2 separate regions of the Homo sapiens genome follow, and region 1 is linked to region 2. The links are chromatin loops, found by intact Hi-C in ENCODE. Cell type or tissue: Calu3. All regions are shown on one strand. Links, peaks and the distances in the headings refer to the core of each region. The heading gives the core; the rest is flanking DNA.

The links. Hi-C counts contacts between places; a loop is a spot of excess contacts. Peaks named below come from ENCODE experiments on the same cell type or tissue, not always from the same donor. Only the 100,000 strongest peaks of a DNase experiment are listed, where the experiment ranks them.
Region 1: it touches region 2 in a loop (5-fold over the local background); 60 of 110 quality-filtered maps call a loop at or near these places.

What each region holds. Positions count from the first base shown.
Region 1 is chr6:47,729,646-47,740,468 of GRCh38, forward strand. No RefSeq gene overlaps it. Among named protein-coding and RNA genes, the nearest start is that of ADGRF4, 36 kb to the left of the region's middle. In Calu3, for the core only: a CTCF peak has its summit at 4,738 (motif pointing left); a DNase peak (open chromatin) is centred at 4,706.
Region 2 is chr6:47,643,442-47,654,264 of GRCh38, forward strand. No RefSeq gene overlaps it. Among named protein-coding and RNA genes, the nearest start is that of ADGRF4, 50 kb to the right of the region's middle. In Calu3, for the core only: no CTCF peak of the experiment used is centred there; a DNase peak (open chromatin) is centred at 4,360.

The DNA.
Region 1 (10,823 bases), core at 2,618-7,617, 87 kb after region 2:
GTCACCACCCACTCCTGGTCTGGCTACTGTACCCTGTGAAGTATCCTAGACCCCTTAGGCAGTGCTCATGGCCAGTCAAGCCCTGGCTACTCAGCCCGTCTGGGCTCTGGGAGTTGGGTAGCTGCTCACTCCACATAGGAATAGTCCTCTAGGCAAGTGAGCTCAGTCCAGCTTCCTGTCCATTCCCATAAGCTTCCTCTGTTGAGGTCTCAGAAGATTTCAAGGAAGAGCTGCTTCTTTCTTCCATCCCCTGCTGCTGCTGTCCAGCCCTGTCACCAAAGGGAGCTAAGTGGAGAAGACCTGCACATAAAAAGTCCCCCCAATAGGGTTAAAGAAAACAATTATTTCATTTTTTTTTATGTTTTAATCAATGTGTATATAAGGGTCTCCAATATGTAATGATTCTGCTTAGACCCCAATCTCTGAAGAAATGTTTTTCCCTAGTGAAGTTCACTTCACTTAAACTTCAGGATCAACCTCGCCTTAGGCTTTAGGACTGATTTTGACCTTCAGAAGGAAGTATAAGAAGTCTTTTTCATTATGAGCTGAGTGATTCAATATCTAATGAAACTCCTTGCTTATTTTTTGATCATGTGCCCCAGTTGTAACAGGGCTTCCACCATTCTCCTGGAGCCAACTTTCCATATTGTACCAGCCCTAATAGCGACTCTGTGCCATGTATTGATCCTCCTTTCTGATTTTAAGTCCATATAAATCTGGGCCTTCACTTTGCTCCAGTCTTTCCTTTTCCCCAGGGACTGATTCCCAGATCCCTCCCTGACTTGAGTAGGAGTCTGCTCCCAGATACCTTAATCACATACTTGCCCACTTACTAGGAAACCCTTCTTATCTCCTACAGGAGCTCCTTCTTGCACAATATTTGCTTGAAATGCCATCTGTTTCTTATTGTATATTTCAAAACACATTTATTGATGCAAAATTTATTGAGCATCTTCGCTGGACTTTTAATTGTGAACAAAACCCAGTCCCTGTCTTCAAAGAGCTTATAGTTTACAGAAGGAGAGAGACAAATAGGAAATATGAGGAGTAGATAACTGAAAAACATTATTTAACTTGCCAATTTTATCTGCACAGGAGTCCTGTGAGGGAGACATTATTATCTCCACTTTAATAGAAGTGGAAAGTGAGACTCAGATAGGTGAAGTCGGTTGGTCTGGGTCACATAGAAAGAGGCAGAGTTAGGTTTAAAACTTTGCTGTCCTGAGCCTAAAGAGGCAGAGTTAGGTTTAAAACTTTGCTGTCCTAAGCCTAACCTTATGCAATGATGAGTCTAAATACAGTTTGTCAATATACACAAAAACAATCTGCTGAATTTTGATTGGAATTAAATTGAATTTGTAGGAAGTTAATATCTTTGCAGATTTTTGTCTTTAATTCATCAACATAGTTTACCCTTCCATCTTAGTCTTTTGGTCAATGGGTTTTCTTTAATTTCTCCACATGTTTTGTAGTTTTCTCTGTGTCTTGTATATTTTTCACTTTTAGGTATTTGGTGTTTTTTGATATTTTTGTTATTTTAAAAGTATTCGTTTTTAATTGTTTTTCTGTTATGTAGAAAAAAATTTCCTTCTTTGTGTATTGCTCCTACATCTAGCAGCCTTGCTAAATTTACTTATATTTTCTAATCTCTTATCTGTAGATTTTTCTATGTATACAATCTAGTGTTAAATGAATAAAGACAGCCCTCTATTTTTGAATACTCACATCTTTATTTTTCTTGTCCTACTATTCTTACGTCATTTAATTATCTGAATAAATAATGAATAATTAGGATGTCATAGGACATACTTTTCTCTGACTAATTTCTCAAGTTTCTGTTTTCTTTACTAGATTAAAACTGAGACTTGTTCAACAATGACCCTTAACTACTCTACAATCTGCTGTCAGCCAGAGTTAGGAGTGGGTGACAACAGAGTTGCTAAGAGTTATATCTGTGTAGTTTTTGGAGAGCTTCCCTCTATGATTAATTTATGAGTAAGGGTTTCATTCTTTTCACTGTAGCTCACAGAAGTCATGTCTTGTTAGTATTGCCTTGTGTTTATTTCTTTATGCACAAACAACACCTTAAAAATGAGAGAGAGAGAGAGAGAGAGAGAGAGAGAGAGAGAGAGAGAGAGACTGAGTTTGTTAAAAAGCTTTTCCAAGCCTTATTTTCCTATTTTGTAGTCAGCACCTCCATAATGCCTTGAGAACCTCTCTAGTGTCCCTACACTACTGTGAGGCTTATGGTGTCACTGTAGGAACTAGAAATTAAGTCATGATTAACTTTGGATAAATGAAACCCTTGCTTTATTCCTATGCTGAAGAGGCCAGCAGTTATTCCTATGTGGGAGAGGCTCAAAGTAGCACCCAGCTCCCAATTCAGAGAGCCATACTATTACTAATCTTAGTAAATACTTTACTTGAGCTTGTCTTTGGCTGGGTACCAAATGCTGATACCCTACACCAAATGATAATCCTGATATTCACCCTTTAAGTTTTTATTGTATTTTATTAGTGGAGCAATTGTGGAGAGGCCTAAGATTAAGATTCTTACACAATATACATTGTATAATTCAGATTTTTAGATTTATGGTATTAGACATATACTCACCCAAATAACTTCTTGACTTTGTGACTGGTATTTATTGCCCATTAAATATGGAAAAATGCACATAAACATCAACACTTATTTCTATGAGGAAGAGGGTAAAGGTTATAGATAGAAAATTGGGGCTAGTGACTGAGAATCAAAATTTAGGTTTTCTAACATGCACAAAGCTTTCTCAAGTATATCATTTTTCACCTAGTACATTAATATGATTGCATAGTTTTGAGCAAAAAATTGAGGTGTATGGCTTAATAGTTCTATTTATCTGTCTATTTAGTAGACATTATCTGTATTTAGTAGACATATAGTCTCAAGCCATGTACTCATGTGTATAAGAAATAGAATTTTTAAAAATCTCAACTTAATTTTAAACCTTGCTTTACCTTTAGCAAAATTATATATGTATGTATAAATTGAGCCCATTCAAAATAAACTCATTTTCTCTAGGCGAATTTCAATCAGTTCAGGATTTGTCCTCCTTACTCCCTCCCTCTCTTTTCTTCCTGAGATTCCATTTAAGTTCTAGGGGCTTCCATAGTTTTGTGTGTCAGCATAAAGGAGGTCTCAAATCTTGGGCTGCTGTTTCTATGAGGGCATCTGCCCTGGCTCTGTACCATCTGGTCTTTGGGGATAGTCATCACTCTTTCCCAGCATCTGCTAAGATTTCTATGACTATATCTAGACAAATGGCTTGTTTTACTTCTTTCTCCTCTTCTCTTTCTCCTAACTTCCATGTCCTTTTCTCAGGTGTGTGGAGAGGATACAGGTGGTATCTCACGTCTCTCTGAAGTCAGGGGAAACACAGTCAGGTTGCTTATCCCTCTCTGCCCCTAACAGCTCCCACAGCCTTTTTCCCTCTACACCCCCTGCCACTATAGTGTGTTGAATGTTTGTGAGTCTGTCTGCTATATTCCAAAATCCCAGGTAGGGGTGTGGACAAGTTTCCTCCTTTCTTGGTTCCCCAAACTTATCATCTGCTTTCTCCCTACACTCTCTGCCAACCTGGGATCTAACCCCAGAGCTCAGGACCTGTCTTAGACACCTTCGCCAGTAGCAAATGATTTTCCTGCTTCTCCATGTCTTCTCTCCCCACAGCCAGGAGAATCCTAACCTATTTTGTGAATGCCAAAACCCATTTTGAATCTGGAAAAAAAAATCTTCAAGTATTATTTTAAAACTTTTTGTTTTAAGTTTGAAAAACTTATATTTTCAAAATTAAAAAGCTAGGAATTGGATGTTTGAGCCTGGTAATGATGGTAGCTGGAATTAATGTCCACTTCATATCTATAAGCTCAAGTGGGGTGCAGGAGAAGGTCATGAAGTTAAATAGGATTTGTATGTGTGAAACACATTAATACCTCACATTTGTCTGAATATCAAATCATCTATCCATCCATCCATTCATCCATCCTTTGAATACTCCAGAAAAAAATGTTGATGCTGTTTGACTTTAGCATGTCAGGGCAGAGTATTAAAAAATCAAGACACGTTAAAAGTTCCAGAACTTATGGTAGCAGTAGTAGACAAAGTAATGGCCCCTGAAGATAGACATGCCCTGAAACCTGAGATTATGTTAGGTTACATGGCAAAGGGGAATGAAGGTTGCAGATGAAATTGAATTTGCTAATTAGCTGACTTTAACGTGGGTAAGATTATCCTGGGTTATCCAGGTAGCCCCAATATAATTACAAGTGTTCTTATAAGTGCAAGAGGGAGGCAAGAGAGATATAAAGCTGCTTTGCTGCTGGCTTTGAGTTTGGAGGAAGGGGCTGTGAGCCCAGGAATGCATGTATCCATTAGAAACTGGAAAAGGAAAGGAAAAGCATTCTTCCCTGGAGCATCCAGAAGGAATGCAGCCCAGCTGACACCTTGGTTTTAGTCCAGTGAGGCCCACTTTTGATTTCTAACCTGCAAAACTGTAAGATAACACATTGTGATATTTTAAGCCAATAAGTTTTGGTGATTTGTCACAGCAATGATAAAAACTAATACAGTAGCTGTGACTATATAGTCATAAATAACTTATTAGGCAAATTAACTTAAAACTTGGCTAACAGGGCAGACACAACTGATTTTAATAAACACTTAGGCACCACCTGGTGGTTGAAATCTTAGAGTGAGTGATAGCTGAAATGACATCTGTCCAAAGCAGAAGTAAAATGCTCCAAGCATGACACTAAGCTTATTGTTTTTGGTTAAATGATTAAAAATAAAAGGTGGAAGTTTTTATTTGGGTCACCAGATAATACAACGAAGAAAGAAGCTCAACTTGTAAACATTCAGGAATAAAGTATTTTATGGCAAGGACACATGACAGAAAACACGAAGCCAACAAGACCTGCTTAGGAATCATCATTTGCCAGTGATAGGCTTTCACTCCACCCAAACCTTACCTCACAAGGTCTACGAAATCTCCATTCTCTCCATATTAGTTAAGGACAATTACATTTTCTCAGCTGCTATATAAAGTATGATGCAAATGTAGCATTATTTTAACCAGAAAGCACCCCTAATCCTCTCCTATACAGAATCTGGACCTGCTTGTGCACCCATGGCCATTCAAAAGTGCAAGATATCTCGCACCCATTACAATGGCTGCTGTGGAAGGAAAATAAAATCTCGACACCCCCGAACTCTCCATGCCAAAGAGAAGAATTAAGTTTGGGAACTGAATGGTGCAAAACTGCCTCTTGTTTTGTTTCCAAATAGATAGCTGCAAAGATGCAATGCCACTTACCTCCCCAGGGGACCTCCCTCACAATTTGCTTACAATGAAATTCCTTGTGGGCTCCAAGATTTTTACTCTAAGACAGAAATTCTGTTGAATTTCACCCTGACAATGTAAATCAACAGCTTATATTCATAGGTAAGGGACAAGGATAAGATTGGAAGTCATCCTTCTGCTTGCCTGAGACAAATGCATACTTGACTGCTTCTTCTATTCTATGTTTACTTTATCTTATGTAGAAATGCAGATTCACTGAGGAGAAGGCCACACAAATGTGTAGTTGACTGTTTCTCCAGCCCCTCTTTTCACATGTAAAATGTGAATTCAGTGAACAGTGATCAAAGCCTCAAAAGAATGCAACCGATTACCACTTTTATCTACTGTCCTCCTTTTTCTTTCCTCTTTCCTCTACTGCCTGCTCTTTCCCCTTTAAATACTGAAGTCTCCAAACTTTCTTTGGCAAATGTATGGGCTGCAGATCCAACTGTGGCTAGTGTCTCTTTTTCCCTTGTGCATCCTTAACCTTGGCAAAATAAACTTCGAAATTGATCTAGACTTGCCTCAGTCATTTTTCCTTGATTTTACACCACTATAAAACAAAACATAAAATAACAAGTGTTGGCGAGAATACAGAGAAGTTGGAACCCTTGTGCATTGTTGGTGGGATTGTAAAATGGTATAATTGCTGTGGAAAACAGTATGGGAATTCTTCAGTAAATTAAAAATAGGACATAGAACTACTATACAATCCAGCCATCCAACTTCTGGGTATATATCTGAAAAAATTGAAAGTGGGGTCTCATACCAATTCTGTTTACAACTGGTAAGAGGTAGAAAGCAACACACACGTATGGAATATTTTATATATACATATGTATGCATATGTAAATATGGAATATTATTTAATCCTAAAAGCAAGGAAAACCTGTCACATGCTGCAACATAGATGAAACTTGTGAAAATTATCCCAAGTAAATTGAGCCAATCACAAAACACAAATACTACATAATATCACTTATATGAGGTCTAGAAAGTAGTTAGATTCATAGAATGGTGGTTTCCAGAGAAGGGGGGAAAAGAGAATTGTTGAATGGATATATAGTTCCAGCACTAAAAGATGAAAAAGTTGTGGAGATCTCTTTCAAAATAATGTAAATATGCTTAAGACTACTGAACTATACACTTAAACATGGGTAAGACAATAAATTTTACAATGTGTGTTTATTACCATAATAAAATAAAATGCAGAGTAGTGGAGCATGCACAGGACAGAATGAAGGATGGTGAATCCCCTCTTCTAATGACCACAGAGGCCTCTGGCTGAGGCGCCACGAACGTCCCTGCCCACTGAACAGGCAGGTTGAAGGCTGTGGCATTTGAACAGGGTCAACATCTGTGAGCCTCCTTCAGACGGTCTCCAGAGCTGCCTCTCTTTTGCAATTTTTATATGACACAACTACTAAAGCATAGCTTTACCCTTCCGTCTTCTAACCTGATTTTCTGCTATTCATTGAAAACGTTCAATTTTCCCATCAGCCATGAGTCACTTCCTCCTGGTATAAAGATGTGTTCACATTATCCCAGATCTTCCCATCGTATTTTTTTCAGAAAGTGTATAACTTTATGAAGCCTCTGAATATAAAACCTGAACTTCATCACATAACCTATTTTTAAGGAAACTTGATAATACTTGAGCCAACTTAATTCTTTTAGGCCTTTTACCAGCCTGCAATATTCCTTATGTTGACACTCTAGAAGGATATTAAGCAGAGGTAGAGTGTGTGCATGACATGAGACACTACAGGTTTGAATTCTGGTTCCACCATTTCCCTGCTGTGTGCCCTTGGATTCCCCAAATTAGTTTAAGAACTGCCTGGTTGGTCCTTTGGATTCAGCTCTTACCCTCTTACAGTTTAATTCTCGATACAACTGCCTAAGTGATGTCATCAAATTGATCCACATTTTGCCTTATGTTTGTGTTTTTGAAGTTGTGTTTAAAGAAATTCTTCTGTACCCGCAGCCTGTAAAGATGTTTCCCCAGATTGAGGTATTTATTCCATCTACGAACGTGGCTTTCAATGGGAGGGATGTTTAGCAGGGTCTGGAGACATTTTGATTGCAAAAACTTGTGTCATGGGTGGGGCTACTTTGTGGGGCAAAGAAAGAACAAGAATGTGCATTGTTAAGTAAAAAAAAAAAAAAACAAGGAGCAGAGTTGTTGTATATAGCATAGAATATTTGCATAAGAAAGAAAAAAGCTAGAGTAAACACACATGTACTTGTTTATTAAAAATATATCCACAGGGAGAATAAAGCAGAAAATGGTAAATGTGGTTACCATTAGGAGCAGGGCAAAGTGGGGGTGAGGCATAGGTTGTACTGAACACACATGCTTATTAGTTTCCTATAGCGCTATAAAAAATTGTCACAAATTTAGTAGCTTAGAGCAACACATATTTATTATATTACAGTTCTGGAGGTCAAAAGTTTAAAATGGGTCTCCCTGGGCTAAAATCCAAGTGTCAGCAGGGCTATGTCAGCAGGGCTGTGTTCCTTTCTGGAGCTTCTAGGGCAGCATACACTTGCTTGCCTTGTCCGGCTTCCAGAGGCAGCCCACATGTCTTGGCACTGCTCTGCCATCTTCAAAGCCAGCAAGGATGCACTGAGTCTTTCTCACACTGAGTCATTTTGACCTCCTTTTCTGTAGTCAATCTTCCTCTACCTCACTCTTCTGAGTACCTTTTCTACTTTTTTTTTTTTTTCCAGACAGAGTCTTGCTCTGTCGCCCAGGCTGGAGTTCAGTGGCATGATCTCAGCTCACTGCAACCTCCACCTCCCGGATTCAAACAATTCTCCTGCCTTAGCCTCTCGGGTAGCTGGGACTACAGGCACACACTGCCACGCCTGGCTAATTTTTATATTTTTAGTAGAGACGAGGTTTCACCATATTGGCCAGGCTGGTCTTGAACACCTGACCTTGTGATCCACCTGCCTCGGCCTCCCAAAGTGCTGGGATTACAGGAATGAGTCACCGCGCCAGCCTCTACTTTTAAGCATTCTTATAATGACACTGGGCCCACCCAGATAATAAAAGATGACTTCTGCATGTCAAAATCCTTAATCACATCTACAGACTCTCTTTTCCAGGTAAGGTAACGTAGTCACAGATTCTGGGGAGTAAGACATGGACATCTTGGGGGCTGGGGCAAGGTTTGGTCACTTTTCTTCTTTCCATGGCATGGAAATGATATTAAAATATTTTTACTTTTTAACCATGTAAAATGAACACATCAAGAAGAAACTAAACATGAAAATTATATATTTCAATAACATTTTAGGCTGGGTGTGGTGGCTCACACCTGTAATCCCAGCACTTTGGGAGGCCAAGGTGGGTGGATCACGAGGTCAGGGGGATCCAGACCATCCTGGCTAACACAGTGAAACCCCGTCTCTACTAAAAATACAAAAAAAAAAAAAATTAGCCGGGTGTGGTGGCAGTCACCTGTAGTCCCAGCTACTAGGGAGGCTGAGGCAGGAGAATGGTGTGAACCTGGGAGGCAGAGCTTGCAGAGATAGCGCCACTGCACTCCAGCCTGGGCGATAGAGCAAGACTCCATCTCAAAAAAAAAAAAAAAAAACAAACAAAAAAAACATTTTATATGATTCTGTGCACTTAGTCCTCAATACAACACATGAGGCAGTACTGTTATGTACAGGAAACTAAAGGCCTTTATAATTTGTCCAAATAGTAAAGCCAGTTGGTAGCAGAATTATGATTCAAACTCAGTTTGTTATAACTCTGGAATATTTCCCAAGGTCACTTTAAACTCACTAGCATTGAAACACCTAACTGGTGTTCTTTCCATTACTTCACGGCTGCCCACAGTCAGCTGTCATGGCCACCCAAGTCAAGTCTTTCCTTCACTGTGATCTGTTGTGTATATTAATAATAGTAAAATCTCCTGTACTGACAAACTGTTATGAAATGTCCTTTTCAAATTCTTTTAGAAGCTCCTTGCAGCTAGGAAAAATTAATGAGTTGCAATGTAAAACTTCCCTTAGCTATGATCTAGTACCCAAGGGTCAGGGCTGGCTTTGCAGAGGATCAGCTCTGGTAACAGGTAGAAAGTCAGAGTCATTGAACATAGATGCTGGTGGTGAGCAGCAGTGATGGTGGGAGTCTGTGGAAGTTCTCTTCCATTTGCTTCTATTTTCTCAGAGAAATAGAAGAAAGATCATTGGCTGAGAATAAGAATGGGGGAGGAAGTGTGGAATTTCAGAGGAGAAGAGAATGTGTGGAATAGTCACTTTGGAAAGCAAGGTATCTTATGACTGCTGGGCAGCATAAAGAGGCCACTTGATTTAGTGGTCACAAATTTAAAGAGATTGTAGGCAGAGAAGGTGCTGATTTGGATTTAACCAAGTTTGTGGTTTGCCAAGGAAGTGGGAGCAAATGAGAGAGGATAAGGGCATAAAGGGTGCATGCAAAGGTTGACTATGGTGTTTCAGCTGCGTAAAGAGGGGAGCGAAACCATCAAGGAACCAAGGAACAGTGAACAGTAAAGGGATTTAAGAATTGATGAATATTGGTTGTCAGTGTGGTGGAAAGACAGTTGGCATAAAGCATTAGAGGGAGTGAGCTGCAGTTAGGAGGCAGCTGGCAGAGAGTGGGATGTACACACCTGAGGCTGTGAAGGGTGCACAGCTCTGTAAAGGATGGTAATCATGAGGTCTTAGAGTATGACCATGGGGGTAGTCCAGGCGTTAAAAGTCTCAGTTACATGTATATTGAAATGACTAAGGATTAGCACCAAAATAGTAAGAAGTGACGGTGAACCATGAGTTCCTATGGAAAACAAGGAGGCAGAGGCAGAACTTGGGGGCAGCAGATGAGAGTTACAGTGAAATTCAGAATTGAAGGAAAGAGAACAGCCCAAAAGCAGCAATGGAGGTTGTGGGCAGCCAAGGAGGACACTTAGTCCCTTCCAGGTCTGGGGGAAAATCAGCCACTGCTAGAGTGGGCTGCAGGGAATGTCATGTTGGATTTAGCCAAGTTTGTGGTTTGCCAAGGAAGTGGGAGCAAATGAGAGAGGGTTAAGGGCAAAAGGGTACATGCAAAGGATTAACTATGAAGTTTCAGCTGCATAAGGAGGGGAGTGAAACCACCAAGAAGGGCAGGAGCAGTGGACAGCAACGAGATTTAAGAATCAATGAATCATGGGTGTCAGTGGGGTGGAAAGACTCCCGAGGACCTGATTTCTGTTTGAAGAACAAGAAAGTGAGAGAACATTCAGAGAAGAGATGGCAATAAGGGGGATTTGTCCTCTGTGATTTGCTAGGAATCCAAATAGCACAATGGAAGGATCTCAGAATTGGGGGAAAGGTGGAAGAGATGGACAGAATGGGGATGAGCAGACCCTCACAATGTGGGAGATGAGGGGTGGCCTTGCAGTTTGGGGCTTTTGAGGTGGTTTTCATAAACAG
Region 2 (10,823 bases), core at 2,170-7,169:
AGGCACCAAGGACTATAAAGTCCACTGCTGATGTCCCCACATTTAAAACAAAATGTCAGTTTCTTAGAAATTATATACTTGGTTTATCTTCCACTTTCCTTTCCCTCAAAACTAAAAGTCTTTTAGCACAGTTACCACCAATAGAATTTCCAGTAAACCAGCCTGAAGATTACCTTCTCATCAAAGGGTGGAAAAAAGGAAAACTCAAGCCAGCCTGGGAAGGACCCTACCTTGTGCTGCTAACCACTGAGACTGCTGTTCGTATAGTGAACAAGTGATGGATTCATCACACCCGAGTCAAAGCACCACTCCCTCCAGAGTCGTAGGCCACAGTCCTAGGGGAAAACCCTACCAAACTAAAGCTAAGAAAAGTTTAACTCCTTCATCTATTCTATTAGTCTTTCTTCTTTCCTCGCTCTATTGCTGACTAGTTATTAACATAACCAAGTCAATTTCACCTCAAACTATTGCATTTAATGCTTGCCTTGTTATACTCTGTGGGAACTTGCCAAGTCAAAGACAGCTCTCTACTTCAGAAAAGTACCTCTGTCCCTCCTGACTCTCCTCAGACTGGGCATTAGTAAACTGGGACCATTTAATCCAGGGAGATTTCAATAAAGACCCCAGTGACAATGAGGAGTCTTGCCCCACAATGTAGAGCTTTTATGCTATAGTTGGTCCAATGTTCTGTGGACCACTAAAGAGCAAGGATGGACTGCCCCAACCAGTTTTTGTCATTTCCTAATATCATACCTTCATTTTATAGAGGATCATAGAAATTAAAGACTTAAAACAAACTTTGGTAATTAAGACAGGATACCAAGATACAAATGCCTGGTTGGAATGGATCAAATATTCTGTCCACATGTTAAACAAAAGCAATTGTTATGCTTGTGCACATGGCAGGCCAGAGACCCAGATTTTCCCCTTTCCACTAAGGTGGTCCTCCTGTTGACCAGGTGTGGGCTGCATGTTAGTTCTTTTCCAGGATTGTACAGCCTGGAGTAATAAGTCATGCCAAGCTTTCTCTGCTATATCCCGAAGTCTGGCACCCTGCAGGTCAGTCCCCGAGGGCCATCCAGCTTCTGTCTCCCAACACTAAGTTTGCTTTGTGTCTCTCACGACAGGGAGGAAACTTAGCATTCCTTGGAGACCTGAAAGGATGCAGTGAGCTTGAGAATTTTCAAGAGCTTATCAATCAGTCAGCCCTTGTTCATCCCCCAGCGGATGTGTGGTGGTATTGTGGTAAACCTTTACTGGGCACTCTGCTGAATAACTGGAGTGTCACTTTTGCTTTAGTCCAATTGGCCGTCCCTTCCACCCTGGCATTTCATCAACCAGAGGGAGAGAAAATAAGACATCATAAAGCGAGAGAAGCCCCTTATGGGTCTTTCGACTCTCATATCTATTTAGATGCAATTGGAGTCCCATGGGGAATACCAGATCAATTTAAAGCTTGAAATCAAATAGCTGCAGGATTTGAGTCAATATTTTGGTGGGTGACAGTTAATAAAAATGTAGATTGGATAAACTACATCTATTACAACCAATAGCAATGAGCTTTTCATGAGTTAAAAGAAAAACTAATGTCGGCCCCAGCCCTGGGGCTACCTGACCTGACAAAACCCTTTACACTCTATGTGTGAAATGGCAGTTGGAGTTTTAACCCAGACTGTGGGGCCCTGGCCAAGGCCAGGGGCCTATCTCTCAAAACAACTAGACGGGGTTTCCAAAGGCTGGCCCCCATGTCTAAGGCTGGCAGCAACAGCCCTGTTAGCACAAGAAGCAGATAAACTAACCCTTGGGCAAAACCTGAATATAAAGGCCCCCCATGCTGTGGTAACTTTGATGAATACCAAATGACATCATTGGCTAACAAATGTTAGATTAACCAAGTACCAAAGCTTGCTATGTGAAAATCCCCGCATAACCACTGAAGTTTGCAGCACCCTAAACCCTGCCACCTTGCTGCTGGTATCAGAGAGCCCAGTTAAACATAACTGTGTAGAGGTATTGGACTCAGTTTATTCTAGTGAGTCCAACCTCTGAGACCATCCTTGAACATCAGCAGACTGTGAGCTGTACGTGGACGGGAGCAGCTTCGCCAACCTCTGCAAAATGACTCTGAAGAAGACGACAAGCCCTGCTCCAGTCACACCCATAAGCTGACTAGTCCACGTATGACTGAAGCATGAGAAAACTCATCGTGGGCTCATTTTCCTTAAAATTTGGACTTGTACACTAAGGATTTCAACTGACCTTCCTCAGACTGAGGACTGTTCCCAGTGTGTACATCAAGCCACTGAGGTAGGACAAAAAGTTGCTACAGTCCTCTTATTTTATGGTTATTATAAGTGTACCAGGAGTCTAAAAAGAACTCATTTGTATAATGCTATTCTATACAAGGTATGTAGCCCAGGAAATGACCAACCTGATGTGTGTTATGACCCATCTGAGCCTCCCATGACCACAGTTTTTGAAACAAGATTAAGGACTGAGGACTGGTGGGGGCTCATAAATGATATGAGTTAAGTGTTAGCCAAAACAGAAGAAAAAGGGGTGCCCAGACAAGTCACCTTGAAATTTGATGCCTGTACTGTCATTAATAATAATAAGTTAGGAATAGGATGTGGTTCTCTTAATAAGGAAAGAGGCTATATGGCAGAAAATAAGTACATTTGTCCTGAATTAGGACTGTGTGAAAATGAATGTGTACTGGTCTTGTGTCATTTAGGCTACTTGGATAAAAAATGAAAAGGATCCTGTTCACCTTCAAAAAGGGAAAAGTGGCCCTTCCTGTATCAGTGGTCAGTGTAACCCCTGAGTTATTACTAAATAACCAACCCCCTTGATCCTCGCTAGAAAAAAGGGGAGCGTGTAACCCTAGGAATCGATGGGGCTGGACTGGATCCTCGAGTAAATATCATGGTTTGAGGAGAAGTTTATAAATGCGCTCCTGAACCGGTATTTCAAACCTTCTATGATGAACTGAATGTGCCAGTACCAGAAATTCCAGGAAAAACAAGAAATTTGTTTTTGCAATTAGCCAAGCATGTAGCCCAGTCTCTCAATGTCACTTCATGTTATGTATGTGGAGGAACTGTAATGGGAGATCAAAGACCATGGGAAGCCCAAGAAGTATTACCTACAGACCCAGTTCCTGATGAATTCCCGGCTCAAAAAGCCTAAATCATAGACAATACCGTATAGCATGAGTGGGGAAGGACTTCACCCTTCCTGTAGGAAGACTCAGCTGCCTTGGGCAAAAACCATATAATAGCACTACAAAAACAGCCACCTGGTGGAGTTCAAACCACACTGAGAAAAATCCTTTAGTAAATTTCCAAAGTTGCAAACAATGTGGACCCACCTGGAGTCCCATCGGGACTAGACAGCCTCCACTGGATTATACCGGATATGTGGGCATAGAGCCTATGCCAAGTTACTTGACCAATAGGCAGGTAGTTGTATTATTGGCACCATTAAACCATCCTTTTTCCTACTGCCCATAAAAACAGGTGAGCTCCTAGGCTTCCCTGTCTATGCTTCCTGAGAAAAGAGAAGCATAGTTATAGGTGACTGGAAAGATGACGAGCGGCCCCCTGAAAGAATCATATAGTACTATGGGTCTGCCACTTGAGCACAAGATGGTTCATAAGGATACTGAACCCCCATTTATATGCTCAACCGAATCATACAGTTACAAGCTGTCTTAGAAATAATCACTAATAAAACTGGCAGAGCTTTAACTGTTTTAGCCTGGCAAGAAACTCAGATGAGAAATGCTATCTATAAAAATAGACTAGCCCTAGACTACTTGCTAACAGCTGAAAGAGAGGTCTATGGAAAGTTTAACCTGACCAATTGCTGTCTGCACATAGATGACCAAGGGCAAGTAGTTAAAGATGTAGTTAAACATATAACAAAGCTGGCACATGTGCCCATGCAGGAGTGGCATAGGTTTAATCCTAGGTCCATGTTTGGAAAATGGTTTCCAGCAGTAGGAGGATTTAAAACTCCTATAATAAAAATTATAATAGTAATAGGAACCTGCTTGTTGCTTCCCTGTGTGCTGCGTTTACTCCTTCAAGTAATAAAAAGTTTTGTTACTACCTTAGTCCATCAAAATACTTCAGCACAAGTGTACTACATGAATCACTATCGATCTGTCTTGTAAGAAGACATGGGTAGTGAGGATGAAAGTGAGAACTCCCACTAATGAGTGAGGTTCTCAAAGGTGGGGGAATAATGGAGACTACACCTCATATTGTCTTATGCCCAATTTCTGCCTCCAAAGAAAGAAGAAGTAAAAACTAAAAGGCAGAAATGAAATCCACAGGCTGACAGCCCGGCGCCACACCCTGGGCCTGGTTAAAAATTGACCCCTGACCTAACCGGTTATGTTATCTATAGATTCTAGACATTGTATGGAAAAGCATTGTAGAAATCCCGTCTTGTTCTGTTCTGTTCTGATTACCAGTGCATGCAGCCCCCAGTCACATACCCTCTGCTTGCTCAATTGATCACAACCCTTTCATGTGGACCCCCTTAGAGTTGTAAGCCCTTAAAAGGGACAGGAATTGCTCACTCAGGCAGCTCAGTTTTTGGAGATGTGAGTCTTGCCAAAGCTCCTGGCTGAATAAAGCCCTTCCTTCTTTAACTCGGTGTTTGAGGGGTTTTGTCTGCAGCTTGCCCTGCTACATTATGATCAAGAGTAACAGCTTGCTTATCACAACTTGCTCAAGCCTTTGTCCATGCAGTGCACACTGATCCAAGCCATTATGTCATGAACTCTGCCCAACCCCAACTAGTTTCCTAGTTTTTAAGACTTGAAAACCCTGTGAATATCCTCCCTCGACTTCCTACTTCTGAAACTTACTAAGACTGCCCAGGTAGTGGCATCTCTTACTATGTACAATACATCTAACAGCCTTAACTTTGCTTGATCAATGGATTTTTCTGGTGGTCTTCTGGGCAGTTGACATGTTAAAAGTGAGATGTTTTTCTTATGTATGAAGAGCAACATTATGTATGTCATATCAAATTACCTTTGCATCTTGAATATTGGCTTAAATGTTAAAATTTCTCTGGATCCTTTCAAGAATCTTGGGTCTAGTAGACCTTGCATTATCCTTTACCCTTGGAAATTAAAGAAACCCACAGAAGTCTTATTTTCCATATGAGTCCTGTGGTAACCCTTTTCCTTCCTCCCTTTTCCCCTCCTCCATTCAGAAGGCAGAAGAAGATGAACAGAAGATTGATGAGAGTTTGAAGCCATGTTCACTCATGGATGGATGGATGGTTAAAGTAATTGTAACTATTAAATTCATTCAAAACCAAACAAACACTATTGTGTGTGTACAGCTCTTATTTTCCTGGGAGAGGGAGGCTAAAGAGACAATCCCAAAATGTTAAGCCATGAAAAACACAAGTGTGAACTGTGCAGGCCCATTTATACTTGGGTTTTCTTCTGCCTCTGCCACCCCTGAGATAGGAAGGCCAACCCCTCCTCTTCCTCCTCCTCAGCCTACTCAGTGTGAAGATAACAAAGATGAAGACCTTTATGATGATCCACTTCCACTTAGTGAATAGAAATATATTTTCTCTTCCTTTTAATTTTCTTAATAACATTTTCTTTTTTCTAGCTTACTTTATTGTAATAATACAGTATATAATATATATATACAGCATAGAAAATATGTGTTAATTGACTGTTACGTTGTTGGTAACGCTTCTGGTCTACAGCAGGCTATAAGTAGTTAAGTTTTGGAGAGAGTCAAAAGTTATATACAAATTTTTGACTGCATGTGGGGGCCGGCACCCCTAACCCCCATGTTGTTCAAGAGTCAACTGTGTAAATAATTATAAATAGAGATACATGAACTAAGGGAGTCAAACAGGGCACAGTAATTTAGGATTATGGAGTTGGTGGGTTGGAAGGATGGGGAGACCTCTTAGAGAGAATGGGCAGTGAAGGCCTCCATGGGAGGTACTGAAGCTAAGACCCGAGAGAGAAGCAAGGCTGGATTAGGGTGAGGCAGGTGGGGCCTATGACACAGCATTGAAGGAAGCCCTCAGTCTCAGGGTCACACGAGGCAAGATCCACACTTTCCTAAGGCTCTCTTTCCTCATGTTAGTTTTTATTGCACCCTGGAGAGGAGAAATAGCCAGTCGCACAAAGAATGTGGGGTGTGTGTGTGGAAGAAAGCAGTAAGGTGAGGGGCTGGGGAGAACGAGATATGCACAGTGATCCCAGGCAGAATAAACAGGCTATACACGGGCCCTGAGGTAGAAAGGCATTTGGTAAGTTTCAGGAGCTGATTGGAAGCCCTTATACTTGGTTGAGCATGGACAGAGGTAGAAAAGGCCCAGGAGGAGGGTGAAGAGGCAGGCAGGTCTTGCGTCAGGCGGGCCTTGCAGGCCACATGAGGCACACAGATCTTATCCTAAGTGTAATGAGAATAGTTTTTAATCTGTGACGCCATGTGACTGAATATATATTTACAAGATTTCTGAAAAACAGATTGAAAGGGGGTAAGGGTGAAAGCAGAGAGAACAATTAGAAAGTGTTTGTGTTAGTACAGGCCAGAGAGGAAGATGGTTGGGACTGGATGGAGATGTAGTTATGTGTCACTTAACAATGAGGATACTTTCTGAGAAATGTGTCATTGGAGATTTTGTCATCATGCAAACATCACAGAGTACACTTACACAAACCTGGATGGTATAGCCTACTACACACTCAGGTTGTATGATATAGCCTATGCTCCTAGGCTACAAACCTGTACGACATGTTACTGTACTGAATACTGTAGGCAACTGTAACACAATGATAACCATTTGTATATCTAAACAAATCCAAACATAGAAAACGTACAGTAAAAATAAGGTGTTATAATCTTATGGGACCACCAGTATATATGTAGTCTATTGACTGAAACATCGTTTTGTGGCTCATGACTGTATAAAGAAATGGACAGATGTGAGATATATTTTGAGGTAGAAACCACAGGACTTGCTGACGTGTGAATGTGGAGTTTAGAAGAGAAGTGTGGCCTGGACATCCAAGCTGTGGAAGTGGGTGAGCTCCTCCAGGGAAAGGGAGAGAGGAGAGAAGGGAGGAATGGGGTATGGAGGGGAGGAGGGATGAGGAGAAGGTCTAAGAAGCTCCAACACTTAGAATTCTGGTAGAGAAGAGATCATACAGGAAATAGTAAAATGAGGTACATACAAATTTAAGAAGAGTGGTGTTTCCTCAACCCAAATGTCTGTTGACAGATAAGTAGATAAGGAAAGGGTGACAGATATATAAATGGAATGTTATTCAGCCATAAAAAGAAGGGAACCCTGTCATATGTCACAATATGAATTAGTATTGAGGACATTATGCTAAGTGAAATGAGCCAGTCACAAAAGGATAACTACTGTATGATTCCACAAATATGAGTTATTTAAAGTAGTCAAATTCACAGAAACAGAAAGTAGAAAGGTGGTTGCCAGAGGTTGGGAGGAGGAGGAAGTGGGGAGTTGTTCAGTATTGCCTGAAAAAGTTCTAGAGACCTGTTACAAAACAATATGAATATACTTAATGCTACTGAACTGTACACTTAATTAACAGGGTAAATTTTGCATTATTTTTAAACCACAATTTAAAAAATAAAAATTAAAGAAGGAAATATTTCAAAAAAGAGAGAAATGGTTAACTGAATTGAGTGCTGCCGAGATGTCAAGCAAAATGAGGGCAGAGTTAATTATAGAACTGTTAAGATGGAGAACATTGGTGACCTTTATACAATTGGTTTCAATGGCATGAAGAGCATGAGAACAGCAAGGATAGAAGTGGAGACAGCTTGTGCGGACAGTTTTCAGAAGGTTTAGCCAGGAAGAGAGACTTGAGGCAGACTCAGTGAGAGGACAAAAAAACGAAGGAGACTTTTGTTTTGCTTTGTTTTGTCTGAGGAAGGAAGATACTTGAGCATATTTAAACATCAATAGCATTATCCATAGTAGAGGGAGAGATTGATGGTGCAGGAAACAGGAAGAAAATCTAAAGAAATGCAGCCCTTAAGAATGTCTGAGGAGATAGGGACAGAGCTCCTCTGAAGGGACTAATTTTGACAGGACGACAGAGACTCCCTCTCACATGACAGGAAAGAAGGAGGAGAAGGCTGGAGCACATGCAGATGGAACGTGGGTTTAGGGGCGAGAAGAAGATAAAATCCTCATCTGGTGGCTTTGATTTTCTCTGTAAAATATTAGGTGAGGCTGGGGAAGAGTTGCATCAACCGTTTGAGGAGAGCCAATGAATGTAATTAGTCATCCAGGATCATGGAAAAACGAGCCGGCCAGTGAATCATATCAGGGTTGACCAGCTGTGTGGAATTTTGTATTTATTATTTTAAAGTGAAACTACCATGTTATATTTTATCAATTCTAAGATGCACATGTTTCAACCTCAGAATTTGGGATGCATTCTAGCACTGTTCCATAGTTTCCTAGTATTGTTGGTTTCCTCGCATTGTTTCATAGTTTAATTGCCACCGTTGTTTTCTTTATGGTTCATAAAACAATGGGAATATCATAATCAATGGCACCTTACGGTGAATGAGGCATGGTAGATGGCTTTGTTCTGTAATTTTATACCTGCCAAATTCAACTGCTTGTGTACGGACATGGAGAGGGCATTTGTTTCAGGTTTGGGTTTTAAAGATGAATAAACTTGAGAGAGGACTGTAAAGTTGACAGTAGCTGTCAATAACAAACAGGCATATTTTGGCCTACTTAGGGAAAAATACAATTGCAATGTGACTAGAAAAATTGCCTCCTGTGGAGATCAGCTATTCATTACTGGAAGAGTTTAATCTGCAATTTTGGTCCACATGGCTATTCTAAGATGTTTTGCCAGGTTAAGATCATATCATAAATTTCTCTTGTAAGCTAAATACTCATGAAACAACAGTTCAGAATTCCTTTATCAATCACCTTTTCCAATAGATGTCCAATACTGAATGACCACGAGTCATATGCTGGGTGACTATTGAAGAAAAGATAGGGAACATGTGTATTCATTCATAGAACATTTAATAATTACCAGCTATATGCCAAGCAGTCTATTGGGTTTTGAGGAAATAAAAATACAATATGAATTCTTTGACTTTGAAGAGCCCACAGTCTGATTTAAAAAACAAAGAATTGACAACAGAAGTATTCTTTCATCCAATCGCTTATGTAACATATATTTATTGGACTCCTACTGAGTGCCAGGCATTGTTCTAGGTGACAGAAATACAGCAGTGACAAAATTACAAAGTCCCTACCTCCGTGGTCCTTACCTTCTAGTGAGATACATCAATTGACCAATAGCACACCACTAAACATGATACTTTTGACTAGTGATAGATTGAGGAAAACAGTGAAATGTTATAGAGAATGACGGGTGTTACCTTAGATTGAATGTTAAGAGTATAAATTAAGCTATATATTTTTTTCTTTGGCACGGAGTTTCGCTCTTGTTGCCCAGGCTGGAGTGTAGTGGCACAATCTCAAGTGATTCTCATGCCTCGGCCTCCTGAGCAGCTGGGATTACAGGAGTGCACCACCAAGACCAGCTAATTTTTGTATTTTTTGTAGAGATGGGGTTTTGCCATGTCAGATCTGATGACATCAGGTGATCCACATGCCTCAGCCTCCCAAAGTGCTGTGATTACAGGCGTGTGCCACTGAGCCTGGCCAAATTAAGCTATTTTGGCCACAGTAACAGAAAGCCTAACAGTGGCTTAAGCCCTCGAGCTATTAATTATATATTTTAAGAGCGCAGAGATTATTGATCCCAGTGTGGATTTAGTAATTCAGTCATGTCATCAAAGATCAAGAGTTTTTCCATGTCTCTGTTCCCCCATTTGCAACACATTGATGTTTTCCTCATGGCTGCAGAATGACTGCCATAGCTGCAGATACTACACCCTCTCAATTTCCAAAGCCAGAAGAGAAAAAGGGGTGGGAGAATGGGGACAAGATAACATTTTTTCTTCCTAGTGTAGCTGTTTTAATTATCAGGGAAAGGTTCTTTCTAGAAGCTTTCACACCCCCTAGCAGACTTCCCCCTAAAATTCATCGAACAGAAATGGTGGCCTGCCTACATGTAGTTTAGTGACCAGCGAAGAAGATCTATATTACCACAATTCATTCAAAATAATCATGGGTCATCCAATCTGAGTTTTGGGCAAGGAAGAAGGCAGTGTGGACTGGGGTAGGTAAATAATGATTGCCACTTCAGAGAATGCTTCCCTGAGGAGATGACATTTAAACTAAAACCTAGATGATGAGATGGTGCCGGTCTTGTGCACCATGTCCCATGGTGGCACTAAGGGAGAAGCTAGGCCAGAGTAGATGGCCAGGAAGGGCTGACAGGGGAAGAGGCACTTGAGGACGAGAATGAGTCAGCCAGGTGAAGTTATGGGTAGAGAGGGGCGGAGGCTTTCAGGCTATAGCAAAGGCCAGTGGAGAGGAAAAGAAATGTGAGCCAGTTTGTATGGCTGGAGCAAGATGAGCAGGACAAGGCAGGCCACAGCCTTCGTGGAGATGATTGCAGAGGGGATGATTTGGATTCTAGCATTACAAAATCAGCAATAAGGCAGATGTATGCAAAAGGACCGGTACTCAGTTTCACGTAGGGCTGTGGAGGAGACTTAAGACAGCTAGGTTGAATCTGACTGAGTACAAGGAGTCAGCCAGGGAACAGAGGTGGCAAGGATGTCCCTTAGGCACAGGGCACACACGGCAGGCATGAAGGCTTGGAGGCTTGAAACAATGTGATGAAAGCC